Linked DNA regions of Homo sapiens: region 1 is linked to region 2. The links are chromatin loops, found by intact Hi-C in ENCODE. Cell type or tissue: IMR-90. All regions are shown on one strand.

Region 1 (5,000 bases), 170 kb after region 2:
ATATTTGAGAACCCTCTAAATGTAATATGCTTTTCATTCAATATTTTCTCAAAAGAAAAACTGTAATCTACAATCACTTAGACTATTCCAGACAGCTCTTTGGGATAAGGATGTGTTTGGGTATGTTACAATTTTCTGGGATGTGCTGTGTCAGATCACTGTGTTTTTATCTTATGTTTTATGAAAGTTCTGTTTCATAAAAGCTCTCTGAAAAGAGTGCTATGTCTTGTGATCACAACCACATAGACATTCAGTGCTGCCCTGGAGGCCTGGACAGTCACAGGTCCTGCTCTAAAAGCAACTCATGATGACTTAGGGCCTCAGGCTGTTGCTAATTAAGGATTTCAATTAAAACAGGCAACACTGGCTACAGCTCCAGTGCTGGCCTTTTTCAGGCTATTGATGTTCACAGCTTTTAAGGGCATTGCTGTTGTAGAATCGTGGGAAGAACAAAAATTAATTTACTGGTCATTTTTCTTTCCCTTTCGTGTCACGAAAACAATTGCAGGAATGGGGACTAGACTTCTAGGCTTTCTATTTCATTTTTAGTTTTTAAATTCATACAGGGTTAGCAGCTGCAAACTTTTTGAAGTGTCTCACTATTGTTCTCATGAGAAGTGAGGTAATGTAAGCATAACCATTGAAGGCTGTCTCTGCTATTCTCCAAGGATATTCCACTAGTTTGTATTGAGAGTGAGTCTCATATCAAAGGATATAATTTAAATCACATCACCTTTCCCCCTAGAAGTTAACTACAACCTCCCAATTAAGCATAACAGGAAGATCAATCATGTTTGCTGAATCCCATGATTGAGTGATTGATGGATTATTTTCCCCTCATCTTGAGGCACAAAAATAGGGTCTGGAGGTGGGGAATATAAGGCTGATTCACACTTCAGCTGTAACAGGAAATAATCCTCTCCATAGGGTATACACTGAGTAAATGACTTTGTAACTTTACTTCATCCTCTTCATTTACATAGGGTGTACCCCTAGTAGAGGGCATTTAAACTCACAAAAACTCTGTAACAGGGCCTATGCTATGACTCCCTATGCTCAGACGCACACTGTGGAGTGTACTTTCATTTTCAATAAAACCCTTCATTCCTTCCTTGCTTTGTTTGTGCATTTTGCCGAATTCTTTGTTCTAGATGCCAAGAACCAAGACACCCTCCACCATTAACAGTCTTGTTTGAAACAGGATGTTCCAGGGTCCAAGAGGAATCCATTAAGAGGCAGTTGTTAACGTATGCTAGCTTCCTTACTCGTCACAACGTATAAAACACCAAGTGTGCTTAACCTCTGGTATATGAATAAGACTACATGCCCCAAAATTATGTGCCAAGTGATATGGTTTGGCTGTGTCCCCACCCAAATGTCATCTTGAATTGTAGCTCCCACAATTCCCACATGTCATGGGAGGGACCCAGTGGGAGATAATTGAATCATGGGGGCTGGTCTTTCCCGTGCTGGTCTCATGATAGTAAGTCTCATGAGATCTCTTTTTTTTTTGAGACGGAGTTTCCTCTGTCACCCAGGCTAGAGTGCAGTGGTGCGATCTCAGCTCACTGCAACCTCTGCCTCCTGTGTTCAAGCGATTCTCCTGCCTCAGCCTCTCGAGTAGCTGGGACTAGAGGCCCTGCCACCGCGCCCAGTTTTTTTTTTTTTTTTTTTTTTTTTTGTATTTTTAGTAGAGATGGGGTTTCACTGTGTTGGCCAGGATGGTCTCCATCTCCTGACCTCATGATCCACCCACCTCGGCCTCCCAAAGTGCTGGGATTACAGGCATGAGCCACCACACCCGGCCCTAGATCTGATGGTTTCCTAAAGGGGAGTTCCTCTGCACAAGCGCTCTCTTGCTTGCTGCCATGTAAGACGTCCCTTGCTCTTCCATCATGATTGTGAGGCCTCCCCAGCCATGTGGAACTGGGGGTCAATTAAACCTCTTTCCTTTATAAATTACCCAGTCTCAGGTATGTCTTTATTAGAAGCATTAGCATGGACTAATACACTGAATTTTGTATGTGATAACCTTTTTCTGGGAAATGGAGTCTATGGCTTTTATCAGATAATGAAAAGAGCTTGCAAACCGTTAAAAGTTAGGAACTAGTTTGAGGATAGTGCTACTCACACACAGCCAACAGCAAGGCTGCCTCTTGGAGATTCCTCTGGGACCTCATCACTCCAGACCAAACGGGTAAAGGCTTTCTGAATAAATGATGGTGGGGCCAGACCCTCATCTGTCTCACTGGTTTAGAGCTTCCATACAGCCCTTTTATTCATTGGGCAATGTTTCTCTGCTCAACCAGCCCTTACTCTAAGTCATGGGAAACGCACAGTTCAGGAAAATGAAGCTACTCAAGAGCCCTGATTTGATGAACAACTTCAGATAATACACACCTTATTTCTTGGGTTTTTGTTTTTTGCTCTTTTGGAGACAGGGTCTCGCTCTGTCAACCAGGCTGGAATGCAGTGGCGCAATCACGGCTCACTGCAGCCTCGGCCTTCCAGATGCAAGCAATCCTGCCTCAGCCTCTTGCACAGCTGGGACTACTGGTGTGCTGATATCACCATGCCTGGCTCATTTTTTAATTTTTTTGTGTTGGGATTATAGGCGTGAGCCACTACACCTGACCCATTTAATTATTCTATACCTTTTATTTCTTCATCTGAGAATAGTATATACTTTGTGGAGATGCTACAAAAGATTAAGTGTAACAATGTACATAAACTTCTAGCACACAATGTGGCACTTAGTAAGGGCTCACAAAGGCTAGACATTAATGTTAACTTCCAGCCCATTCCATGTACTGAGCCCTATTCCAATTTAGGTATCATCCTGTTTCTTCCCCTAGAACAGCTCCACCCATCCTTCTTGCCACCTGCTCTTTTCTTGTCTAATCTTGACTCCTTTTCACCTCTGGGCTTACATGTAACTTCCTTGGAAAAGCCTTTCTAGAATTTCCTGTCTAGATCATGTTGCTCATGATGCTAATCTGTGGTCATGTAATATCTTGCCATGTTTCTTCTATAGAACTATAAGCAAAAGTATTTGTTTACTGCTGGCTATGTCCCTATTCCTCTCCTCCACTATAAACTCACTGAGGGCAGAAATGAAGTCTTCCGAATTGTCTCCCCAGCAGTGACTAGGGTGTCCAGCATTTAGTGTTTGCTTAATAATTCCTGGTTGCAAGAATAAGTGAATGAATCAATGAATCCATTCCTATGAAGACTTGGCAGTTGTGTGAGTCTTAGCTTGTATCTTCCAATTGTCCCTTACATTCTCTTCTCCAGGTATTCAGGGAGCATTATTTTCCCATTTGGAGCTAAGACAGTTGATGCTGAACATTCACCAAAAAAATCATCATATTCAACATGAATGTTTGTTTTAAGTCAATCCAGTGTGTTTTATTTTCTTTGTCCTTACGAAGGTTTTGTGGACAATAATAATAAACAGACACAGGTGAGCAACAGGGGACCTTCCTGCCCGCTTGCACAGGCACAAGGACAAGGGTATGCATCTGAGAGCCAGGGGACCCGCCCCCTGGAGAATGCCTGCAGGACGTTATGACCCCCAAGCTTAATGTGCAGTGGGGAGTTTTGTCCACTGCTTCCGAGTCTGTAACCAAATAACCATCTTAGCTTGTGATGAGAGATTTTTTTCACTGGGTTCAACTCCTAGGGCTGTAATCAGGTTAGAGAAATCCTGTAAATGGCCCTAAAGCTAAAACTAAAAATAGATCAGAGCTTTGTGTATGCCATCAGCACATGAACCTGACAAGACAGTCAGTGGCTCTTTGCCCCTTTCCCTAGCTTAACTGTTTCTTTCACTTTTAAGAATGTACTTATTTGGCAGGGCGCGGTGGTTCACGCCTGAAATCCCAGCACTTGGGGAGGCCGAGGCAGGCGGATCACAAGGTCAGGAGATCGAGACCATCCTGGCTAACACGGTGAAACCCCGTCTCTACTAAAAATACAAAAAATTAGCCGGGCGTGGTGGTGGGCGCCTGTAGTCCCAGCTACTCGGGAGGCTGAGGCAGGAGAATGGCATGAACCCAGGAGGCGGAGCTTGCAGTGAGCCGAGATTGTGCCACTGCACTCCAGCCTGGGCGACAGAGCGAGACTCCATCCCCCTCCAAAAAAAAAGAATGTACTTATTTTTGGCTGGGCACAGTGGGTCACACCTGTATTCCCAACACTTTGGGAGGCCGAGGCGGGTGGATTGTTTGAAGTCAAGAGTTCGAGGCCAGCTTGACCAACATGGTGAAACCCCATCTCTACTAAAAATACAGAGAAAAAAAAAAAGCCAGGCTGCAGTGGTGCAGCACCTGTAATCCCAGCTACTCGGGAGGCTGATGCAGGAGAATCACTTGAACCCACGAGGCGGAGGTTGCAGTAAGCTGAGATCGTGTCACTGCACTCCAGCCTGGGCAACAGAGCAAGACTCCATCTCAAAAAAGAAAAAAAAATGTGCTTATTTTTTTCTACATGGAAATGTAGGAGTAACACGCTAAATGAATTACCTGTTTCTTCATCCTTCTAGAAATAGTTCTTTTTGGCCGGGCGCCGTGGCTCACACCTGTAATCCCAGCACTTTGGGAGGCCAAGGCGGGCGGATCACGAGGTCAGGAGATCGAGACCATCCTGGCTAACACAGTGAAACCCCATCTCTACTAAAAAATACAAAAAAATTAGCTGGGCATGGTGGTGGGTACCTGTAGTACCAGCTACACGGGAGGCTGAGGCAGGAGCATGGCCTAAGTAAACCCGGGAGGCGGAGCTTGCAGTGAGCCTAGTTCATGCCACTGCACTCCAGCCTGGGCGACAGAGCGAGACTCCGTCTCAAAAAAAAAAAAAAAAAAAAAAGTCCTTTATTTTTTTTTTTTCAAGATGGGGTCTCACTATGTTACCCAGGCTGGTTTTGAACTCCTGGGCTCAAGCAATCTTCCAGCCTTGGCCTCCCAAAGTGCTGGTATTACAAGCATGAGCCACCACACCAG
Region 2 (5,000 bases):
ACAGAAACATGGCTGAGCGTGTCCACCGCTCACAGGCCCTGTGCCACCCCTCCTCCAAGCTCACGGGCTTGGTTCACATGATCAAGACCACCCTGTGGCTTCCTTGCTTCCCAGCTACAGAGTCATGGCCACTGAAAAGTGCCACCTCACCTCCCTGCCAAGTCTGTGTCCTAGACAACTAACTCCCTGGATCAGGGGCATTACTGAACTAAGACCAAATCTCCAGATGAGAGAGAGATTATCAGATTCTTCACATGCGATCCAGCTTGTGGGAATGCGGGTGGGGTATAGGAAGTGGTTCAGCCCCATATGGATCCTTATAATGGAAGAATTATGAAAAATATAACCACAGAATAAACATGACAGTCACACAAGATGAGTCAGGTACACACCACAAACTGTGTAGGTCTCAGTGAAAGTAGACTATCTGGCTGAGGTTGGAGGGTCCTAGGCTAGTGCTACGGGGAGACAAGGACATGGTAGACAGGAAGGAGGTGACCCAGGCAGGGAGAAGGAGCAGATAGATTAGGAGGTTGTTGCCAGAAAGTGGGGCAGGCCTGTGGTAGAAATGCATGCCCCAGAGTTAAGGAAGCTGGGAACTGTCAGGAGCAGGTTGTGTGGTGCCAAAGAACACTGACATTTTTCAAATGGTGGGGGATTTGAAAAGGCAAGTGAGCAGCCCAAATGTGATCATAGTTAACGTCGACTGAGTTACACCAGAAATGTGCTAGACACTTCATATGGATCTTCTCATGTAATCCTCACAACAACCCCATGCTATAGAAGTACTGCCGTCCACATTTTATAGAAGAGTTAACAAGCCTTCAAAAAAGTAACTTGACCAAAGTCTCACAGACTAGTGAGTACAAAACCGAAATTAGAACCCACATCATTGGATATTGAAGCCGGAGCACTTAACGCTATATATGCGCACACACACGAGCACACGTGCACGCACACGTGCACACACACACATACACACACACACATCTTAAATATCAAGGACTCTACAGAGCAGGGGTATTTTCCAAAAGGAGGAAGAGTCATAGATTGCAAGTGATCATGGAGTATTGGCGTAAATGGGTCCCCAACCCAGTAGATGAAATGTGAAAAGGGGGAAGCCGGGATACTCTGGAGAGAGCAGAACTTCAGCTAGGGTGCGCATTCTCTGAGACTGAGGACACAGAAGGAAGTATCCACTGAAGAACAGGAATCCCAGACAGCCCAATGGAAAGGGTTGCCATGAGAGTAAAAGAGGAGTCAGGAGTCCATGGGAAAGCCCCACAGAGCAGCAGGGAGCAAGGGCATGCAAAGGAGACAGATTACCAGCCTGGCCAGAGCTTGGGTGATCCTTGGAGATGACAGGATGGTAGGGCAGATGGGACAGACTCCAGGGGGCCGCAAGTGTGCTGCTGTTTCCCCGTCCTCTGAGCTGCCAGGGCCTGGAGCACTCAGCCTGTGGTCAGTTGGTCGCCGGCCCTGGTGGAAGGGGAATCTTTGGGGCCACAGATAGTGGAGGAGGAAGGAGCTCTGCCTGGCCCCCTGGCAGCTGGGAGCTGGGAGCTGCCAGACCTTGAAGGAGAATTAGTTGGTCTAGGAAGCTTACCCTGGCATGACTAGGGAGGTAAAATAATCTGCCTAATGTACATTCCTCTTTTCCCCTGGAAAATCTGAAATAGAGAGCAGCCTGCTCTAAGCATGGTTGTACATTCTGCTTATTTGAAGAAGCCAGGCAAGGAGTTCCCCACAAGCAGCAAGACATGTAGGAACTGTAACGTGGAAGAACCTAAAACTATATTTTTGGTTCTCAGGTAAAGTAGGTCATGTATGGCAGCCATGTGACTAATGTCAGAATCACTGCTTTCTGCCTATTTTTCTAGTCCTCCAACCGTTTATTTATATTTGGAAACTATCTCAACCAGCCACTAACTGTATGTCATGGGCTTTCTCAACCGTCTTGTACACCAGCCATCTCTGACTCCTGCCAGCAGGGATCATGTTGAAACAGTTTGGGAGTGTGGTTTTTAGGTTCCAGCAAAATACTTCTTAAAAAAAAAAAAAAGCCTCCTAGGAAAATGAGTTTGAACTGTATGTAATTTCTGCTTCTGTTGAGTTTTCTGCAATGGTTCTTTCAAGCTAAGAACAGCCCAATACTCAAGCGAGGATCATTTCTCTTGGCCACTGATCCATTTTTCCTTTTTTATTATGGAAAGTTTCAAACATGCAAAAATATAGAGAAAAGAACAATGATGACCTGTACACCCCTCACCTTGCCGCAACATTCGACAATTGTCAACTCATTTTGGCCACCATATTCAGTGGATGATGAAGGAAGGAAGGAAAGGAAGAAAGGAGAGAGGGAGGGAAAGAGGGGAAAGAAAGGAAGGGAAGACAAAAATAAAAGAAGAAAAGAGAAAAGAAAAGAAAAGGGCTAGGCCTGGTGGCTCCTATGTATAATCCCAGAGCTTTGGGAGGCCAAGGCTGGAGGATTGCTTAAGACCAGGAGTTTGAGACCCACCTGGGCAACATAGTGAGATCCTATCTTTATAAAAATTTTTTATGTTAGCCAGGCTTGCTGGAAGGTGTCTGCATTCCCAGGAAGCTGAGGCAGAAGGATCACTTGAGCTCAGTAGTTCAAGGCTACAGTGAGCCATGATTGTGCCACTGCACTCCAGCCTGTGCAACAGAGCAAGACCCCACCTTTAAAAAAATAAATAAAAAGAAGAAAGAAAAGAAGAATAAGTTAAAATGTGTTGCACAAGATTTGGAGCATGTTCCTCCATATTTCCTCTTACTTTGGAACTCAAGTTAAAACAGTTCTCAGTACAAATTACATACAATTGGTTTTATGAAATTCTTCCTAGATTCAAAATTTCAATTAGATTTCAGGGAAATCACTAGAAGCCTAGTTAAAAAGGAGTCTGTCTCATTGCAACTTACTATTATGAATGTGACTGTAAAACAAAACTGATTATTGATGCCAAGCTCACATTTTACTTGTTGGGGATTTTAACCACATGGCAGCAACTTCCAGTAAGAAGCTTAAAAATTTCCCAGCTAAAGAAATGCTGGTGGTGGCAGGAGTGGTGGGAGACGGGGGAGGGGTGGTGGAAATAACATTTGATTTCTGAAAACTCCAGACAAGCCATGGAAGTTTACATTTCAGATTGTTTAAAGAAAAGTGCATCATGGGAGATCTTAGGGTGAATCAATGGAGATAATTCTAGAGGAAGTCAGAACTGGCCTGTTCTTGAGGTGGGAGGAGACATTGGTTTATCTGTTGAGAATTTCTCAAGTATAGCGTGACTTTCTTCCTCCTTTCCTTTCTTTTCCGTTCTTTTTTTTCCTTTCTTTTTTCTTTTATTTCCTTTTTTTTTTTTTTTTTTTTTAATGAGACAGGGTCTTGCTCTGTGGCCCAAGCTGGAGTGCAGTGGTGCAATCACAGCTCACTTTAACCTCTAACCCCTAGATTCAAGCAATCCTCCCACCTCGGCCTGCCAAAGCATTGGGATTAGAGGTATGAGCCACTGCGCCTGGCCTTTCTTTCTTTTTTGAAGCACAAGGACCAGTGGAGAAAAAGTGAATTTATATCATGAGTATTAACAATCATACAGTCACTTGCCAGGGTCTTCTGTTTTCTGTTAGCAGGTGAAAAGTGAAAGGAGAAAATGCAGGCAGTGGCAGCCGATTTTAGCTCCCCATCTAGCCATGTCATTTATAACCAGAGTCATTTGAAACCTCCCATTGCGGGATTCAATGAACTCAAATGACTGCCCCAAAATACTGACCACGTCTACATAACAGCAAACATAGGTTTGGCATGACATTGATCAGGGCCTGAAATCTTGGCCAGCGGCTTCCCGACTTCCACGTGGAATCCTCCTTAAAACAAATGCTTAGGGCAGATGTTTGTCTGAAATGAATGCAGACACACAGGCGGATGCACAGCTTTCTCACACACACACACACACACACCCACATTAGTAATTACATAAGGTAATTACTTTGCACCAACCTAATATGAGTTTTTTCAAGGACCCTGGAAGTAGTCTGCATCCACCTAGGACAAACCTTCTCTTCCTTGACCATCTACAAAAGTGCACGGGAAAAGACCACTGTCTGGAGACTTAGTGGCCTGAGTTTGTTCTCTGTTCCATCAGGAATGGACAGGTACTTTAAGTTCTGGGGCCTCATTTTCTTCTGCCCTGACATAAGGGAAAAAAGTAGGCCAGATGATTTTTGAAGTTCTAAAGGCAGCTCCAGCCGGGTGCAGTGGCACTCACCTGTAGTCTCAGCTACTCAGGAAGTTGAGATGGGAGAATGGCTTGAGCCAAGGAGTTCAAGACCAGCCTGGGCAACATAGCAAGATCCCATCTTAAAAAATAATAATAATAATAAATAAAGGCAGCTCTACAAGCACAGTGAACTATTAACACAGAGTAGGGCTTGGCGTCTGCCAGTGTGGATTGAAATCTTTGCTCCATGCTTCTAAACAGTGCAACCATGAGACTGTTGCTTGCTTTCTTTTGAAAACGATAAAGAATACCTATGTCACAGATTCCTGTAAGAATTGAATTCTTTAAACATATATAAAGCATCTGACTTAAGAAATATGTCATAATGCTAGTACCCTCCTTCTTAAAATGCTATGATTTCAAACATCAAGGAATCTGGGAAGTTTGCCTTTTTGGAGCACAACTAGACAATTCTGTCCAAAATATTTCCCACTATAACTTATTACTCATTGGAGGATCAGTATAAACATTTAGGTCAATACCACTGAAAAATACTCATGAGACAGAAGTATTGCATAGTCCATGTCTTATGTGAGATATTTTAGATACTTTTTCTTTCTTGTTTCTTCCTTATTTTTTCCTTATTCACTTCCAAATAAAAGAAAGGTATAAGTTGAACCAAGTTGAGAAAGTGAAGTCTTTACAAAGTTTATATTGCTAATTAAATTAAGGTTTTTAGCAGATCAAGGACGAATAGCTGAGTTC

Evidence for each region. Peaks named below come from ENCODE experiments on the same cell type or tissue, not always from the same donor. Only the 100,000 strongest peaks of a DNase experiment are listed, where the experiment ranks them.
Region 1: a loop joins it to region 2, with 5 times the contacts of the local background. A loop is called at or near these places in 4 of 110 quality-filtered maps.

Annotation. Positions count from the first base shown.
Region 1 is chr5:17,017,024-17,022,023 of GRCh38, reverse strand. No RefSeq gene overlaps it. Among named protein-coding and RNA genes, the nearest start is that of MYO10, 83 kb to the right of the region's middle. In IMR-90, no CTCF peak of the experiment used is centred here; a DNase peak (open chromatin) is centred at 2,513; H3K4me3 peaks cover 620 bases; H3K27ac peaks cover 2,144 bases.
Region 2 is chr5:17,182,886-17,187,885 of GRCh38, reverse strand. All of the region lies in intron 1 of BASP1-AS1 (BASP1 antisense RNA 1), which reads left to right. Among named protein-coding and RNA genes, the nearest start is that of MIR10522, 29 kb to the right of the region's middle. In IMR-90, no CTCF peak of the experiment used is centred here; DNase peaks (open chromatin) are centred at 225, 1,975, 3,175 and 4,725; H3K27ac peaks cover 4,147 bases.